Linked DNA regions of Homo sapiens: regions 1, 2, 3, 4 and 5 are each linked to region 6. A link is a contact called in ENCODE Hi-C or POLR2A ChIA-PET data. All regions are on one chromosome and are shown on one strand. Each heading gives the region's core, a stretch centred on a gene start or an enhancer-like site at or near the end of the contact. The rest is flanking DNA. Distances are from core to core; before and after follow the strand shown. Region 1 overlaps GNG7 (G protein subunit gamma 7). Region 2 holds the start of GPX4 (glutathione peroxidase 4). Region 3 holds the start of ABCA7 (ATP binding cassette subfamily A member 7). Region 4 holds the start of SBNO2 (strawberry notch homolog 2). Region 5 holds the start of GADD45B (growth arrest and DNA damage inducible beta). Region 6 holds the start of KLF16 (KLF transcription factor 16).

The links. Hi-C counts contacts between places; a loop is a spot of excess contacts on that map. ChIA-PET counts read pairs that join two places held with the same protein, here RNA polymerase II (POLR2A). Pooled maps may share reads with other maps.
Region 1: a pooled map shows a loop between it and region 6 (4-fold over the local background). The contact joins the enhancer-like site here to the promoter of KLF16 in region 6. A Hi-C loop is called at or near these places in 2 of 37 single-sample maps with no recorded cell type and 5 of 50 pooled maps. POLR2A ChIA-PET finds 5 or more read pairs at or near these places in 1 of 52 experiments (activated T-cell).
Region 2: a pooled map shows a loop between it and region 6 (6-fold over the local background). The contact joins the promoter of GPX4 here to the promoter of KLF16 in region 6. A Hi-C loop is called at or near these places in 1 of 37 single-sample maps with no recorded cell type and 5 of 50 pooled maps. POLR2A ChIA-PET finds 5 or more read pairs at or near these places in 1 of 52 experiments (activated CD4-positive, alpha-beta T cell).
Region 3: a loop to region 6 is called in a map with no recorded cell type, with 5 times the contacts of the local background. The contact joins the promoter of ABCA7 here to the promoter of KLF16 in region 6. A Hi-C loop is called at or near these places in 2 of 37 single-sample maps with no recorded cell type and 3 of 50 pooled maps.
Region 4: a pooled map shows a loop between it and region 6 (4-fold over the local background). The contact joins the promoter of SBNO2 here to the promoter of KLF16 in region 6. A Hi-C loop is called at or near these places in 1 of 50 pooled maps. POLR2A ChIA-PET finds 5 or more read pairs at or near these places in 3 of 52 experiments (PC-9, endothelial cell of umbilical vein and naive thymus-derived CD8-positive, alpha-beta T cell).
Region 5: a loop to region 6 is called in a pooled map, with 9 times the contacts of the local background. The contact joins the promoter of GADD45B here to the promoter of KLF16 in region 6. A Hi-C loop is called at or near these places in 5 of 50 pooled maps. POLR2A ChIA-PET finds 5 or more read pairs at or near these places in 2 of 52 experiments (K562 and activated CD4-positive, alpha-beta T cell).

Annotation. Positions count from the first base shown.
Region 1 is chr19:2,619,580-2,622,461 of GRCh38, forward strand. All of the region lies in intron 2 of GNG7 (G protein subunit gamma 7), which reads right to left. Among named protein-coding and RNA genes, the nearest start is that of MIR7850, 9.7 kb to the right of the region's middle. RefSeq lists enhancers at 1,219-1,518, 2,398-2,597. Within about 2 kb of position 1,317, at least 25 of the 41 ENCODE cell types and tissues checked have a DNase peak (open chromatin) inside an H3K27ac peak, as active enhancers do.
Region 2 is chr19:1,102,540-1,105,243 of GRCh38, forward strand. It overlaps GPX4 (glutathione peroxidase 4), which reads left to right and starts at 1,455. Exons shown (of 7, transcript NM_002085.5): 1 at 1,455-1,588; 2 at 2,647-2,704. The coding sequence starts at 1,505. RefSeq lists enhancers at 29-398, 429-478, 499-578 and silencers at 1,181-1,260, 1,271-2,290.
Region 3 is chr19:1,038,478-1,041,356 of GRCh38, forward strand. ABCA7 (ATP binding cassette subfamily A member 7) reads left to right here and starts at 1,630. Exons shown (of 47, transcript NM_019112.4): 1 at 1,630-1,719; 2 at 2,748-2,879. It overlaps CNN2 (calponin 2), which reads left to right. Exons shown (of 7, transcript NM_004368.4): 7 at 1-588. RefSeq lists enhancers at 1-195, 1-284, 285-784, 2,677-2,879 and a silencer at 2,626-2,765.
Region 4 is chr19:1,173,014-1,175,713 of GRCh38, forward strand. It overlaps SBNO2 (strawberry notch homolog 2), which reads right to left and starts at 1,255. Exons shown (of 32, transcript NM_014963.3): 1 at 1,159-1,255. It overlaps LOC102725180 (collagen alpha-1(VII) chain), which reads left to right. Exons shown (of 3, transcript XR_005647046.2): 2 at 6-871; 3 at 1,547-1,980. RefSeq lists enhancers at 1-181, 1,566-1,615 and a silencer at 1,116-1,425.
Region 5 is chr19:2,474,586-2,477,376 of GRCh38, forward strand. It overlaps GADD45B (growth arrest and DNA damage inducible beta), which reads left to right and starts at 1,542. Exons shown (of 4, transcript NM_015675.4): 1 at 1,542-1,817; 2 at 1,944-2,045; 3 at 2,444-2,666. The coding sequence starts at 1,774. RefSeq lists silencers at 183-322, 693-802 and enhancers at 1,543-1,612, 1,614-2,201, 2,183-2,272, 2,202-2,791, 2,433-2,542 and 2 more.
Region 6 is chr19:1,862,272-1,864,971 of GRCh38, forward strand. It overlaps KLF16 (KLF transcription factor 16), which reads right to left and starts at 1,308. Exons shown (of 2, transcript NM_031918.4): 1 at 770-1,308. The coding sequence starts at 1,226. RefSeq lists silencers at 551-720, 771-950, 1,281-2,380, 2,451-2,670 and a promoter at 1,197-2,401.

The sequences.
Region 1 (2,882 bases), core at 67-2,566, 760 kb after region 6:
CAGCCATGAAAAGGAACAAGGCTCTGATGCCGGCCACAGTGTGGATGGACCTTGAGGACATCACACTCTATGAAAGGAGCCAGAGACAGAGGGCCACGCAGTGTGTGATCCCATTTCTACGAAATGTCCAGGACAGGCCCATCCATGGGGACAGGGAGGGGATGCGTGTGTGGCAGGGCTGCCGGGGGGAGATGGGGAGTGACTGCTCATGGGGGACAGGGCTTCTTTTGGGGGTGATAGGATGTTCCGGAATTAGATAAAGGAGATGGTTGCACAACTCTGTGAATGTAAAAACCGCTGAGCTGCACATTTTTAAAGGGTGAGTTTTACGCTGTGTCAGTTATATCTCAATAAAGCTAATCCTAGCATTTTGGGAGGACGAGGGGGGGGCGCGGATCACCTGAGGTCGGGAGTTCAAGACCAGCCTGACCAACATAAAGAAACCCCGTCTCTACTAAAAATACAAAATTAGCCAGGCATGGTGGTGCGCGCCTGTATTCGCAGCTACTTGGGAGGCTGAGGCAGGAGAATTGCTTGAACCCGGGAGGTAGAGGTTGCAGGTTGCAGTGAGCCGAGATCGCGCCATAGCACTCCAGCCTGGGCAACAAGAGCAAAACTCTGTCTCAAAAACAGAAAAGAAAAGAGGAGAGGGGAGGGGAGGGGAGGGGAGGGGAGGGGAGGGGAGAGGAGAGGACCCTGTAGAATGAAAGAAAGGCAGATCCCCCTGCACCCTGGCTACAGGCCGTCGTCCCGACCCCTCTCTCTGCAGGCAGGTCACTGCCCCCCTCACAAACCTCTGTCCTGATCCCCCAACCCACACACCAGAGCTGGGCCCATGCACCGGGAAACCTGCCACCCCAGGGGCCACTCCAGTCTCAGACCAACAGGATATTAAAAAAGGCGAAACCTCAGAACCGTTTCCTATCGAAACCAATTAGAAAGCTCTTGGGTATGAGTCCAATGTTTTCAAGCAACTAAAGGCAAAAGAGAAGATTTTCAACGAAACATCCCAGCTGGGGGTGAGCTTCTTAGGGTCCTGTCATCGGCCACCCTAGAGGGACCTAGGGGTGAGCTTATGCCGTCAGCACCCCCAGCCAACGTGGGTCGGCCAGTTAGCTGGGCGTGGTGTTGTGCGCCTGTAATCCCAGCTACTTGGGAGGTTGAGGCAGGAGAATTGCTTGAACCCGGGAAGTGGAGGTTGCAGTGAGCCGAAATCGTGCCATTGCACTCTGGCTCCGGGCAACAGAGCAAGACAGCTCTGTGCAGAGAACAGACTCCTGCGGTGGAAATGCTGGCTGCCTTTGAGGCTGGGTTCTGTGACCTTGGGTTTCCCAGCCTGAGCTTCCAGTTTCATTTATAAAAGGGGTGACGTGGCCGCCTTCCTGCAGGCGCTCTGAAGGTGGCAGATTACACAGAGGTGGTACGACTCATACAGGTTTCTGCAAACGGGGGCCCCATCAACAGTCACCTTTCCTTAGCACAGCGCCTTCCTCCTGGGGTGACCTCGCCCCTTCCTGCACACCCCAGGAGCTTCCTGAGACCTGAGTAAAGCTCACTTCCCTTGCAAGGGGTTTAGTGACGTCCCTTCAAAATTCTTGTCCACGGGGAACCTCGGAAAATGACTGTTACGGACTAATTGCATTTGCTTAAAACTTATGTTGAAGCTGGATGTGGTGGTCCACACCTGTGGTCCCAGCTACTCGGGAAGCTGAGGCGGGAGGATTGCTTGAGCCCTAGGATTTCAGGGCTGCAGTGAGCTATGATGCTGCCACTGCACTCCAGCCTGTGCAACACAGCAGCAAGACTCCAGACACAAAAAATTAATTAAAGAAAAATGGCTGGGCACAGTGGCTCACTCCTGTAATCCCAGCACTTTGGGAGGCCGAGGTGGGCAGATCACCTGAGATAAGGAGTTCGAGACCAGCCTGACCAACATGGACAAACCTCATCTCTACTAAAAACACAAAGTTAGCCGGGCGTGTTGGTGCGCGCCTGTAATCCCAGCTACTCGGGAGGCTGAGGCAGGAGAATTGCTTGAACCTGGGAGGCAGAGGTTGCAGTGAGCCAAGATGGCACCACTGCACTCCAGCCTGGGTGACAGAGCAAGACCTCATCTAAAACAAACAAACAAACAAACAAACAAAAACAAAGAAGGAGACACAGAGAGACAGCAGAAAACAGAAGCAGAGACTGGAGCAATTCGACGGTAAGCACAAGCCAGGTTTGCCAGAGCCCCCAGAAGCCAGAGGACGCGGAAGGATCCTCTCCTGTAGCGCCCAGGGGAGCACAGCTCTGCAGACAGCTTGGTTTAGTACTTCTGCCCTCCAGAACCGTGAGAGGACACACGTCTGCGGATTGATACTTCCGGGTCTGTGGTCACCTGTTATGGCAGCCACAAGAGGCTCGTCTGCCCCTTTTCTCTCCCCTTCCTTCATGCTGATCACCACGGAGGAGTGAGTTCGATTCCCTCTGCCTGCCCAAAACCCTCATCAACTTTTTTTTTTTTTCTCTCTCTTTTGAGACGGAGTCTTGCTCTGTCACCCAGGCTGGAGTGCAGTGGCGAGATCTCGGCTCACTGCAAGCTCTGCCTCCCGGGTTCACGCCATTCTCCTGCCTCAGCCTCCTGAGTAGCTGGGACTACAGGCGCCCGCCACCACACCCGGCTAATTTTTTGTATTTTCAGTAGAGACGGGGTTTCACCATGTTAGCCAGGATGGTCTCGATCTCCTGACCTTGTGATCCGCCTGTGTCGGCCTCCCAAAGTGCTGGGATTACAGGCATGAGCCACCGCGCCCGGCTCCTGGTGGTTTTTAAGCTTGCAAAGGGTGCGGGATAAGCCCTGCAGAAGTCAATGGTCAGTAATGAGGGCTGGGGATTCAGCC
Region 2 (2,704 bases), core at 205-2,704, 760 kb before region 6:
CCCTGCCTGTACAGGGGTCAAAGTCCAATCACGGTGACTCAGTTCCCAAGTATGAGATGAGTGTTTCTGTTGCCACATGTCCAAGCCACGAAGTGAAAAACAGAGTTGGAAGCCAAGATGTGGGGCAGTATGGGCTCGGGTGTGCCCATACCTTGTAATGTTAGAAGTGTAAGAAAACCCTCCAGACTTGTGTTTATTTTCTGAGCACATACCGCGCGTCCCTGCGTGGGCAGCTGCCCCTGGGGGTGGGAGCCCAGGAAACTCCAGGTTCTCAGTTAAGTGGTAACTGTCTTGATGACTCTCAGGTCTCAGTGCCCACATTATACAAGCGGCTCAGCAACCAGACCCAGGATGGGGAGTCACTGACCCCCTGCGCCCATGGCAGGGGTGAGGGTAGGGACACCCCCATAAGATGGAGCTGTGATGAGAAGCAAACCCAACTCAGTTTGGTTTCATTTACATTAAAAAGGCAAATCCCTTGGCCGGATGCGGTGGCTCACACCTGTAATCCCAGCACTCTGGGAGGCCTAGGCGGGCAGATCACCTGAGGTCAGGAGTTCGAGATCAGCCTGGCCAACATGGTGAAACCCCGTCTCTACTAAAAATACAAAAAAATTAGCTGGGTGTGGTGGCTCGCTCGTGTAATCCCAGCTACTCAGGAGGCTGAGTCAGGAGAATCGCTTGAACCCGGGGGCTGGGTGGAGGTTGCAGTGAGCTGAGATAGCGCCACTGCACTCCAGCCTGGGCAAAAGAGCAAAAAAACTGTGTCTCGGAAAAAAAAAAAAAAAAAAGGCAAATCCCGGCCGAGCCTTTGGCTCACGCATGTGATCCCAGCACTTTTGGGAAGCTGAGGCTGGAGGATCACTTGAGGTCAGAAGTTTGAGACCAGCCTAGGCAACATAGCGAGACCCCCATGTCTACAAAACAATAATTAGCCAGGAATGGTGGATGAGCCTGTTGTCCCAGCTACTCGGGAAGCAGAGACGGGAGGTTCGCTTGAGCCTGGGAGGTCGAGGCTGCAGTGTGCCCTGATCGTGCCACTGCACGTTAGCCTGGGCAACACAGCAAGACCCCGTGTCTTAAAAAAAAAAAGGTAAATAAGAGTTGGGGACACTTTTCTGCGAGTTGGAGAAACCAAACCCCCTCGACGAGTCTTAAGTAGTATTCTCAGGTTGTCTGGCCTGCGGCCGCGCTGCTGTCAACCAGCCGGATAACTGCGCTGCCTCCCGACGCGCCGCCAGCCAGGCCACGGCCTCCTAGACACAAGCGAGCATGCGCAGTCGCCAACAACAAGTCCGCACGTCCGGTCCCGCCCCCCCTTCCCCGCCTTCTTCCCACTCCGGCCTCCCATTGGCTGACGTCGGCGCGAGCGCTCAACACCGACGCGTCTGACCAATGAGCGCTCTGGAGGGCGTGGCCGTGGGAAAGGAGGCGCGGAAAGCCGACGCGCGTCCATTGGTCGGCTGGACGAGGGGAGGAGCCGCTGGCTCCCAGCCCCGCCGCGATGAGCCTCGGCCGCCTTTGCCGCCTACTGAAGCCGGCGCTGCTCTGTGGGGCTCTGGCCGCGCCTGGCCTGGCCGGGACCATGGTGAGCTAGCGCCGCGGCCGTTGCCGGCCCGGTGACCGTTGGGGCGGGCGCGCGATCCCTGCCTCCGCTCGCCGGCGTGGGGAACCCTCAGGCTCCAGTGACCTTGGTGGGGGGCGTCTGGGGGCTCCCCCTCCCCACCCCCGGCCGGGCACGGACGCGGGTGACCGTACTGCGACGCGCTCCGCGGCCCTCCAGGCCGTTGTAGGCGCGCGGGCTGGGGTCGGGGAAGGGGAAGGGGTTGTTCCACGCGCGCGGGTCGTGGTCGGGGAAGGGGCCGTCCAGGCCGTTGCAGGCGCGCGTGCCGGGGCCGGGGTCGGGGGTCCAGGCTTGCAGGGGGCGGGGTCCGGGACGGCTGGGGCGGAGCTGGACCGTTGAGGGCCACGGCGGGGCGTCTCCGGGCCGAGCGGGGCTGCTGCGCCCGAGCGGTTGGGGGCGCGGAGGGCTGGAAATCCCGGATCACGCGCCCCCGGGCGCCGCCCCGCCCCCGCACCTTGGCCTAGCGCGGTGGCGTCACAGTCGCGCAGTCCTGACTACGGCCTCCGGGCCCTTTGTCCCCGCTAGCGGCGCTCGGGGTGGGGGAGCCAGGAGGGGCGGGAGACGGGCGGGTATGGGCCGCGCGGGCGCAGGCTCCCCCGGGCGCCGCAGGCAGCGGTGCCAGAGCCGGGGCAGGCGGCGGCCGCGAGCCCCTCGGCGGCGGAAGGCCCCAGCGTGCAGGCGCAGGAGGGCGCGGCGCCGGCGGAAGAAGCCCTGTCCCCGCAGCTTGCGACCGGAGATCCACGAATGTCCCAAGTCCCAGGACCCGGTGCGCGCGGGGCCCCCACACCGGCTAATGTGGCACATTTTGGGGTTGGAACCCTCTCCCGGCCTCCGGGTCTCCGGTAAAACCGGACCAGAAGTACAAGGGGGCGTGTGCGTTTAAGGAGGAGGAGCGTTCAGGTCTTCAGGGCCGCAGGGCCTCGGTGTCCCCGCCACCGACCCGCTCCCGATCCCTTCCTGCCTCAGGGTCCCGGGCTCAGCCTCCCGTCCACGCTCCCTGCTCAGCTTCCTTTGCCTTGCAGTGCGCGTCCCGGGACGACTGGCGCTGTGCGCGCTCCATGCACGAGTTTTCCGCCAAGG
Region 3 (2,879 bases), core at 380-2,879, 820 kb before region 6:
GGGCCAGGTGGAGAAAGTGAGGGCCGTACAAGGAAGTGAAATTCTGAGTTGTTGGGGCTAAGCCTGACCCCCTCTCCATGCTCCCCGCCCCAACCCACTCTGGCCTCAGTAGATTTTTTTTTCAGTTGTGGTTGTTGCCCAGGCTGGAGTGCAGTGGCGCCATCTTGGCTCACTGCACCTCCACCTTCCGGGCTCAAGCGATTCTCCAGCCTCAGCCTCCTGAGTAGCTAGGACTGCAGGTGCTCCACCACGCCCGGCTAATTTTTGTATTTTTAGTAGAGATGGGGTTTCCCCATGTTGGCCAGGCTGGTCTCGAACTCCTGGCCTCAGGTGTGATCCGCCCGCCTCCGCCTCCCCAAGCGCTGAGATTACAGGTGTGAGCCACCGTGCCCAGCCCCTCAGTAGGTTTTAAGGAGCCCCCAGCCCTCCTCCCTTCTGGGCCCGACCAGCTTATACTGCTCCATCTTCCCCGGCCACATGCCCCGCCAAGTACTGCACAGGGACCCCCCACCCAGGGGACCTGCTCCGTGAGATAATGTGAAATACGACTGTGGACCAAACGCAATAAAACCTCTGTTTGTACGAAGAGAAGGTGGCCAAGAGAGTTGGCGTCGATGAGGGCGTGCTTTGCTTTGATGCTTTTGTGGGGAGAGAGGAGGTCTTGGGGGATGGGGGGATCAAGGGGAAAATGTCCACCTCACCATTGGGAGGAGGAGCAAAAGCTGAAGCCACAGGTGAGTCTGGGTGGAATGAATGATTTGAAGGGCCGGGACTTGGGGTAGAGGGAGAGGCTGGGCTTCCTGGCCATTTGGAGAAGAGGCAGTTCCCTCAAATGCCCCCCATGCGCTTTGGCTGCACTCTACCTTACAGCGCAAGTCTCGTGGCCTCAGCCTGGATGTCTCCCCGTTGGCGAACTCCTATTTATCCTCAAAGCCCCAACGGCAATGCCACCTCCTGCCGCGGGAGCCGTCCCCACGCCTCTCACTCTCCCCAGCGCCTTCAAAGCTGTGGACCCACACGCTCCCATTTCAGCTTCACCTCCAGCCTGAAGAGTTTATTTCAACTCTTCTTCCAGAGTGGGAAACGGGTTTTCCTCAAAATCAGGGTAGCCACTATAATCGGAGACTCTAGAATGTTGGCCCCCTCCCCCTCCTGCCATCCTCTGCAGAAGCCGAGGAGCGTTCGTGGAATGAATGAATGAACGAATGATCTAGTGGAACCCCTACTTTACAGACGGACGAGTGTAGTCCCAGAGTCTGGACTAAACTAGAGGGAGCCTGGCCAGCCCCGGGGACAGCGGGGACAGAGGGAACTCCTGCAATTCGGAGCTGCGGTATTGCAGCCGGTTATACAACGTGGGGAGGCAGCCTGGCTCCCCAAAGACAGCGCAGCCTCGTTCCCGGAGGGCGGCCTGCCTGGGACCTGCCGGGCACTCCGCCACCCTACGGTGATGCAGCAAGAGCCGCGCGGTCCCTTTAAGAAACCCGGCTAGGCGAGGCCCTTCTGTGATCCCGTCTCCTCCCTTGGCCCGCGCAGCTCCGACGGAGCAGGCCAGTGAGTGACGGGCAGGTCGCCCAATAGCAGCGTGCAGAGGCAGGGGCGTGCCCCGGCGCTGCTACCTGCGCGGGCAAGCTCAGCGCACTTGGCTTAAGGGGCGGCGCGCTCCCTGCCTGCTGCTGGGCGGAGGGAAGGCGGCAAGAGCTGCGGAGCCCCTGGAAGGTGAGAAGGACTCGGAGAGGGAAGAAGGCCCGAGACTCGAGAATGCGGGGTTGGGGCCGGGAGGGATGCAAGTTCCCTGGGAATTAGGGGGTCCAGCCTCTGACCTCCTTCCGGTGAATGTTGACGACGGCTGAATTGATCACTGATTCTCAAGGGGGGCATCGGACATCTGGGACCCTTAAGAGGGCCTTTGCCGATCACACACCTGCAGCCCCCTGCCCGTTAGAACTCCTGCACTCCCCCTTGCCCCGTCTTACAAATGGAGAAACTGAGCCCACTCCCCCAGATCCTAAGTCCCGCTTGATGTAAAGGAAAGAACCCTGGCGTAAGGGTCTGGGTCTGAGGTCCCAGTTCCGGCCTGGTCACCTTTAGCAACTTCCTGCCCCTCTGTCAGCGTCAGATTCTCCATCTGTGTCAGAGGTGGACCGGCCCAAGGAAAATAGATCAGGAATCGCTGACTCCAGGAGTCTCTATCCCAGCCCCTTCGCCTGACTCTTTCTCTGGCTCCCGCGGTCCCTCTGAGCGATTAATGCTACATAAGGTGTGGGCAGAGCTGGGGTCGTGCCTCCAGCTGGGCAACTGCCTGTCTCTCTGGGTGCCTGGGTTTGCTTTCTTGGGCCTCGGTTTCCACTTCTGTAGAGTGGGGTGATAGTCCAGCACTTCCCCTGGGCGTGTGAAATGTCCAGCACTGCCAATATTCGTTGCTGTTATCTTCGGAGAACAGTGAGGGGAAAGGAATCCTTGCCTGGGCTGGGCCAGGCAGGAGGCTGGGGGTCAGGACCTGGAAGAGGCTTCCAGGTGAGGCTTGGGGTGGAGCCTGGTGACGAAAGCGTTAAGCCCAAACTCGGTCCCTGGAGGATTAGAGGATGATCTTTAAGTCCCCAGCTGTCAGCCCTGCTCAGAGCGACAGTCCTGGCAGCCAATCAGATGCGAGGACGGCTGCGGGTTGCGCTCCCATTGGTTTACTCCACCCCTGGGGTAGCGGAGCCTCTTTATCGAGTGACTACTGTTTGCCTCGCTCTAATCAGAGCTTCCAGGAACCCTGCGCTGTGGGATAAAGGAATGAGGTTCAGAAAGGGGCAGGGAGTTGCCCGCAGCCGCACCGCACGTCTTCAGCCCGACCGTTGTCCTGACCTCTCTGTCCCGTCCCCTGCCCAGTC
Region 4 (2,700 bases), core at 5-2,504, 690 kb before region 6:
TTCAGAATGTTAATCAGTTCATCCAGGGAGACACCCACCGTCCCTGCCCCAGCACCATCCGTGCCCGGCGTCCCTGGAGGCGCTGGGTGGGCTCTCCACAACGCCTGCCCCCCACGCCCCAGGTCAGTCTGGGGATTGGTCCCTCCAGGCCCCACCTGCCTTATTCTTCGGGACTCTGGGGTGGTGGGAAGAGTGCCCTACGGGGGACAGGACCCACCAGGAGGCCTGCGCTTCCCCTTCACCGACACACGCTGCTCCCGGGCCCCACTCGGGCCATCTCAGCCCGCTACCCTCCCTCCCGCCTGTCCCTGGAAGCCGGGTTTGAATGCGACCCGCACTCCCACCCCCAACACGCTCTGCAGACTCCGCCCAGACGGCCCCGGGGTCACCTAATATCAGCAAGCCCCCATCCCAAACCGGGGGACCTCCATGCAGAAACCGAAAAACCATCTGCCCCAGAAGAGAAGTCGGAGGCCCCAGGAGCGGGAGGGGCGGGGAGCAAGGGGAGGGAGGGAGACAGGGCTGCGCTGCGGGGCCGAGAAGGCAAGGGTCCTGGGACCGGGGACAAGGAGGAGGAAGGGGCACGAACGCCCGAGGAGCCTGGAGTCAGGAATCGGGGCGGCGGGAGAGACCGGGGGTCACTCCCAGGAAGGGGTCGAGGTCACGAGGCGCATGGAGTCGAGAGTCCCCAAAAGGGAAGGCCAGGATACCGAGGAAAAGCGGGTGCGGGGTCACCAAGGGGCTCGGGGGCACCGATGAGTGCGGGGTCAAGGGTTACCAGAAAACGAAAGGTCGGGGGTCACCAAGCTGCGCGGTACAGGGAGTCACCCGGAAGAGCGGGAAGGAAAGGTTGGGAGGGTTGTCGTGGAAGGTAGGGTTAAGGTTCACGGCAGGGGGTCGCCGGGGGGCGGGGGGGCAGGTCAAGGTTCACGGCGGTGGTCGCGGGGCAGCGCGGGGTCAACGTTGGCGGCGAAGGGCGGGGTCGGAAGGGGTCGCGGCGGAGGGCGGGGGTCCCGCCGCGCTCGCCCCCGCCCCACGGCCCCCAGAACCCCCAGCCCCGGGCGCAGGGGTCCGCGGGGAGCGCCGGACCCACAAGCGGGGTCGGGCCAGGCAGGGGTCGCGGTGGAGCCGGGGCGGGGGTCGCAACCAGAGCCTCACCTCGGGCCCGGGTCCGGCCGGGCGCGGAGCCCGCGGCGCCTGTTTCTCCGAGCCTCGCAGCTGCCGCCGCTCACTTCCGGGTTTCGGGCGCCATCTTGGGGGCCCCGCGCACTTCCGGTCATGCCGCGGGGCGGGGCCTCCACCTGCGGGGGCGTGGTCTCGGTTCGGGGGCGGGGCCACCTTCCAAGCCAATCCCTTGAGGTCCTTCCGCTATTCGGAAGGGGCTGGGACTCCTACGGCTCTGGGTTCGAATCCCGCCCTGCCTGGTTCTCTTGAGACCCCAGCATGTGCTTTCACCTCCTCAAGCCTCAGTTTCCTCTTCTGCACCGTGCTGGTGAAATGGAATCTGCTTTGTGGTACAGCATCCCCTTTTTTCCTCCTTCCTCAGAACCCCCTCCAAGCCTCTGCATGTGCCACGTCCCCCACTGGGGCTCACTCACCCGAGACTTTTAAACTGAGACTCCCTCAAAAGCTACTAAGACGATCACCAGCCGGGCGCAGTGGCTCACGCCTGTAATCGCAGCACTTTGAGAGGCTGAGGCGGATGGATCACTTGAGGTCGGGAGTTTGAGGCCAACCTGGACAATATGATGAAACCCCGTCTCTACTAAATATACAAAAATTAGCTGGGCGTGATGGCGGGCACCTGTAATCCCAGCTACTCAGGAGGCTGAGGCAGTAGTATCGCTTGAACCTGGGAGGTAGTTATTGCAGTGAGCTGAGATCGCACCACTGCACTCCAGCCCGGGCAACAGAGTGAGACTCCATCTCAAAAATAAATAAATAAATAACGAAATAAAATAAAATGAAATAAAATCATCACCTCTGGGCCTGTCAGACATACTCTCTCACGAAAAGTTATCTCTGTTCATTAATCTCTCTCCCTAACCAAATACAGTTCTGGACGCTTCAGCATGGTGACTGGCACATGGGGGTTTGGGTAAGTCCCAGGGGCTACCCCCAAGAGAGCAGGATCCTTTCAGGCAGGGCCACGGGGGCCTGAGGGGCTCCTCCTCTCGGTGGCTGTGGTGGGAGGCTGCCCTGCGTGGGGAGCTGGAGTCTCAGGGCACTTTTCCTGTGACTTGAGCCAGTGAAGGCAGATCCAGTGTGGGAGGCACCACCGCCTCCCCAGCCCAATTTCAGCCATGACAATACTGATACAGCTCCCTGGACCCAAGCAGCCACAAGCCAGAGGCCTCTGCCCCCATTCCAACCCCCTGAAACTAGAGTTGATTTCTCCATGACTTTGTTAATTCATTCAGTGACTTCTAATCGATGCTGCTCTGTGCTTGGTCATGAGCTGGGAAAACCCAGGGTCTCACAGAGGACTCAGCTGTCTGTCCCAACATCAGAAAGCCCCTGGTCTAGGGGAGAGAGAACCAGGACCAGACACTCCAATATGCGGGATCTCTGGGAGGGTTGAAATGTCTGCCTAGGGCTTCATAGAGGGCTGCATGCTGAAGAGTGTGTTGAAGCTGGGGTTTTGAAGTTCAAGTAGGAGTGTACCAGGTAGACAAGAGTAGGAAGAACAGTCCGGGCAAA
Region 5 (2,791 bases), core at 292-2,791, 610 kb after region 6:
TAAAACATTGCATAAAGTTACATAAAACGTTGCAACCGCCACGGTCCCCTTATCCCCCGCCTCCAGCCCAGTGCCCCGCCCGTCCGTCCCTCTCTTCCGGCGCTGAGGGCGCAGAAACTCGGCGCGGCCACCAGATGGCGCCACCGCGCCTCGCAGCCCCGGGACATTTCGTGCCCCAGCGGTGGGCGGCGCGGAGGAGGTGGGATGCGTCAGCCGGACCCGCGGGCCGGGGAGCCGGGCAACTGGGGAAAGTGAGCCGCCGGGCGGAGGCCAGACCCCAGGCTGGCGGGGGAGGGGACTCAGATGTGAGTCACCCGGGAGCCCCCAGTCGACCGTGGGAGACGTTGTCATGCGGGGCCTGCCAGCCTCGCTCCTGAACAGCCTTCCCGGGGCGGCGGAGTCCTGCAGGCGGCCGTGCCTGGCGCACACGCGTGGCTCCAACACGAACTAGCCTATGGCCTCACCAAGCCTCAGTTTCCCCTTTTGCATAATGCACATAAGCATCCCCCCTGCTTCCCAGGTCTTGGATTAAATCATCCATGAATCCGGAGGGGTGGGGGGTACCAGGTCCGCACCACGCACTCAATGCAGGTCAGCGCCCACCCCGGAGTGAGAAATAAAAGTAGCCGTCATCCTTGCACGTGGGCCCTGGGTGGCGGCGTGCAGCCGGAGCCTGCACCATTCCCCTCAACAATGGCTTTCTCCAGGGCCTGGAGGCCTCCGCACGGGCAAAGGCTGGAACGCCAGGCAGCCGGCGGGGGCGGGGCCGCGCCACCTGCACCTCCCACGCGCACCCCACCCTGATACTCGCGGGGTCGGCGAGGAGGCGCCCACTTTCTTCTCCAGAGCGCCCCGGGCTTTGCAACCTCCCACTTTCGGGGCCCTCGAGGAGGCCTCCCGCGACCACCAGGTGACAGCTGATGTGTATTGGGCTCTTACTGTCAGCCGTATTTTATGCCATGCTCTGCAAACCAGCGAGGCCGGCGCTGCAGACCCATTACTCAGACGGGAACAGAGAGGCCGGGAGAAGCGAAATCACCCAGGGGCTGGGGTCGTCGCAGCCAGGAGAGACTCCGGCCCTCACCACCACCTGGGCGAGATCACGCTGCAAACGGGGCCCCTTCCCGGTGCAGCCCCTCCACCCCCAGCAGAACTTGGGAAAGGCGCGGTCCGGGACTCTCCGCGGATCGGGAGGGGATTCCAGGCCCCCCCGAAAGTCCGGGCCGCCTCGCGCGCTGGAAATCCCGCGCGCGCCCCGAACCGCGGCTCGGCTGCCGGGAAATCAGGAGAAAAAAACTTCTGCTTTTTTTTCTTTTCTGGCATTCGCGGTCACCTACCCGGCCCCCGCGCGCCCTCCTCCCGGTTCTCGCCCCCACGTGGGGCGCCCCCGCACGCCGCTCCTCCCCCTCCCCTCCGTCGGCCAACCGCAGAGCTAGCTGCACTCGCCCTTGTCTTTCCACCAATAGGAGGGGCGAATGACTCCACTGAGGCCACGCCCAATGTTCAAGTCTATAAAAGTCGGTGCCGGAGGCTCCCAGCTCAGATCGCCGAAGCGTCGGACTACCGTTGGTTTCCGCAACTTCCTGGATTATCCTCGCCAAGGACTTTGCAATATATTTTTCCGCCTTTTCTGGAAGGATTTCGCTGCTTCCCGAAGGTCTTGGACGAGCGCTCTAGCTCTGTGGGAAGGTTTTGGGCTCTCTGGCTCGGATTTTGCAATTTCTCCCTGGGGACTGCCGTGGAGCCGCATCCACTGTGGATTATAATTGCAACATGACGCTGGAAGAGCTCGTGGCGTGCGACAACGCGGCGCAGAAGTAAGTAGCCGGGGCTGCCGCCGCCTGAGGTCAGCCGGGACGGGATGGGTCGGGTTGGGCCGGGCCGGGAGCGGAACGTAGCACCCGGTGGTCCGCCCGTCACTGATCCCTCTTTCCTGGTCTCAGGATGCAGACGGTGACCGCCGCGGTGGAGGAGCTTTTGGTGGCCGCTCAGCGCCAGGATCGCCTCACAGTGGGGGTGTACGAGTCGGCCAAGTTGATGAATGTGTGAGTCAGACCCCCTTCCCGGGCTGGGCGCGGGTGGGACGGGACCTCCCCTCCGCTCTGGACGCTTTCCGCACGCTTGTCTTGCATGGAGCTGGGACTTCCCCAAGTGCCCCCCGCTGTGGATGCAGAGCTTCTCTGCCGTTTTGTGGATCGGGGGCTGCCGTATCCTGATGTATCGTCTGCAAACACCCCTCCCGCCGTGGGCCTGTCTCCCCCTACCCCATACTTTGAACCGTGTGCCCTCCCCTCCCCCCACCGTCACCAGCTTGCAGAGGCAATCCCCTGCACCCTTGCAGTTTCTCTTTTGCTCTTGCACGCTCCTTTTTTGCAAACTCCCCCTGCACGGTGGCCCCTCCCCTGTCCCCGGCTGACCCATCCCTACCCTTTGGCCCCCTCAGGGACCCAGACAGCGTGGTCCTCTGCCTCTTGGCCATTGACGAGGAGGAGGAGGATGACATCGCCCTGCAAATCCACTTCACGCTCATCCAGTCCTTCTGCTGTGACAACGACATCAACATCGTGCGGGTGTCGGGCATGCAGCGCCTGGCGCAGCTCCTGGGAGAGCCGGCCGAGACCCAGGGCACCACCGAGGCCCGAGACCTGCATTGTCTCCTGGTCACGGTGAGTCGGGCCTCTGCCCTGCCCCGCCACGCCCGGGCACCTGGGCCGGTGTTTGTCAACAAAGTCGGGCTGACTGGTCCTGCACAGCTCAGCGCTCAGCCACGTTTGGCATGTCCCGTGGGCAG
Region 6 (2,700 bases), core at 58-2,557:
GCCCCGGGGACTGCGCTAGGAGGGGCGTTGGTGTAGCCGAAGCGCTCCAACTACGCGCACCTTCCCGAATCGCCCGCCAGGTAGGGGTGAACAAACACGCCAGGGAAATACAGCAGTGTGGACCCGAGCCCCTCGAGGGTCCTCCAATACTATGAAGTTCCCCCGCCCAGACTCAGGCCCCAACCCGCGCTCCTAGCCTCGCCCTCCCCCTCGTTAAAATACAGAGAACGCAGAGAAAACGTGCCGGGCTCCCCCCATCCTGGCCCCACGCCAGGTGCTCTGCCGACCTCTGGGGAGAATCCGCGCGGCCACCCCGGCGGCGGCGACGCGGTTCCTCCTCCATTTTCACAGATAAGGAAACTGAGGCTGGGGGAGGGGGAGAACCCAGAACCCCAGAGCCGGATGCTCCAACCACGGTGCCCACCGCCCAGACCAGAACGCAAAAGAAAAAAAAAAAAACGGAACAAGGCCCAGAAAGGGAGAGAGGTGGTCTGCCCAGGAGTCTCAATCCCGCCCGCAGACCTCGCTGGGCCCCCGGAGCCCCCGCCACTGCCGCCGGGGCGGCCATCCGCTCGCCGCCCGACCGCGTGGCCGCCACGCCCCCCGCGCGCGCCCCACCCACCGAGGCCCCGCCCTGCCGGCCGGCGCGGCGGCGGCCCGGGCGCGCCCCCCTCCCCGCCCCCCACGCGCCACGCAGTTTCGGGGTCCTGGCGGGGGAGGGGTCTCAGGCGGCCGCCCCCGCAAGGGCCGGGATCGCGGCTGCACTCACCTGTGTGCGTCCGCAGGTGCGACTTTAGGTGCGAGGACTTGTAGTAGGCTTTGGCGCAGTCCGGGAAGGGACAGCGGTGGCTCTTGGCGGCGGCGGAGGGCGCGGCGCCGGGGGCGCGGCCCGAGGACGGGGACGAGGCGGCTGAGGAGGAGGAGGCGGGCGAGGCGCCCCCCGGGGCGGCTCCGGGTCCGCCGCGCAGGTCGGCCAGGATGCTGGCGGCCAGCAGGTGGGGCGCCGCGGCGGCGCCGGGGCCCGGGCCAGAAGCGGCGGGGGGCGGCGGGGGTGGCCCCGGGGTCCCGGGTGAGGCGGCCTCGCGGCGCGCCGCGCGCACATCCAGGCCGGCGGCGGGGCCCGCGCCCTCGGGGCCGGGCCGCCCGCGGTGCACCACGGCGCCCGAAGAGATGGCCATGAGCACGTCGGCGGCGAAGTAATCCACGCACGCCACGGCCGCCGACATGCCGAGCAAGGGCGCGCGGCGCGGCGGGCGGAGCGGAGGCGGCGGGAGCGGCGTCCGTCCGGCCGGCGGCGGCTGCTCGAGTGCGGGAGGCGGAGGAGGAGGAGGAGGAGGCCCGGCGCGCGCCGCCGCCGACGCCCGCGCTCGGCCTGCCCCGCCCCGCCTGACGCGTCCTGACGCACCGGAGCCCGCGGGGGCGGCCACAGCCCGCCCCGCCCGGAGGACGCCCCCTCGGGGCGCCGCAGCCACGCCCCCCGCCCGGCGCGCCCTCCACCACTCTCCGAGCCGCGCGCGGCCGCCGGGGGCGGGGCTCGGGCCGGAGGAACCCGCCCCCCGGCGCGCCCACTCCGGCCTCCGCCAGCGCCTAGCGTCTTAGGCCCGGAGCGCGCCTTCTCCGCGCTAGGGTGCAAGGCCGGGAGCCCCGCCCCCTCCCGGCGCGCCCCACTCCAGCGCGCGCCCCCGTACCCTTTCCCGGAGCACCACCCCCTCAAGCCGGGGCGGGAGGCCGAGGACCCCGCCCCCTCTCCGGCACGCCCCTCCTTCCGAGAGCGCGCCCCGCCCCATCCCGGCACGCCCCTCCCTCCCAGAGCGCGCCCCGCCTCCTCGCTGGCGCGCCCACCCCACGCCGGGGCGCGCGGCCGGCGGGAGCCCGCCCCCTCCCCGGATGCTTCCCTCCTGGCCCCGGGCGCGCCCCCGTTCGCGATGGAGGAGGGCTCCGATCCCCACGTGGCCGGGGTTGGAGGGGTGCGGAAGCGGCCGGCCCCGCCCCCAGGCCACGTGCGCGACCCTTCCCCCCTCTTCTCCCGGCCTGGGGCCCTGCTTTGACCCCGCACTCAGGCATCTGCTCGTCCTCTTCTCTGGGGTTCCCCCTCGCCGCTCACAGAGCCCCTCGGAGCCTCCCGGCCGAGACACCCGGTATCCCGCGCCCGCGGCGGGGCCCGGGAGGGTGGGGCAAGGCTGCGTTCGTTCCTCTTTTTGCACCCAGTTCCGGAGCTACTAGAGCGCGCCCCACTGGGGGTGGGGAGGGCCGGTTGGGTCCCAGAGGGTCGGGATAGGGGGACGGGAAGAGGGGGCCGAACGCAAAGGGCTGGGCTGGGCTGGGGGCGCCTGAGCGGGTCAGAGGTTCCCCGCCCTGCTGGGACACCGGGGTCCGGGGCTTCTCTTTCCATTCCCAGGCATCGATTCTTGGGGTTCGGACGGGAAAACTGAGGCCAGGTATTCGGGCCTCCCGGCCGCGAGGACGTCCAGGCCAACTTGTTAAATATTAGGGGGGACACCAGGGACGCGGATGGCCCAGTTCGCAGGCCCAAGGCGGCGGGGGCACAGAAACTGGGCGGCCCCCCTCGGTCGCGACCGCGCTCCCGCCCCTTCCCAGCTCCGGCGGGGCGGCGGGGACTGCGCAGTGGCCGGAGCTGCCTCCAGGGGGCGGAGCTGCTTTGGCCTGCGGCGACCTCCTGCTCTGGGTTGGGCATGGACA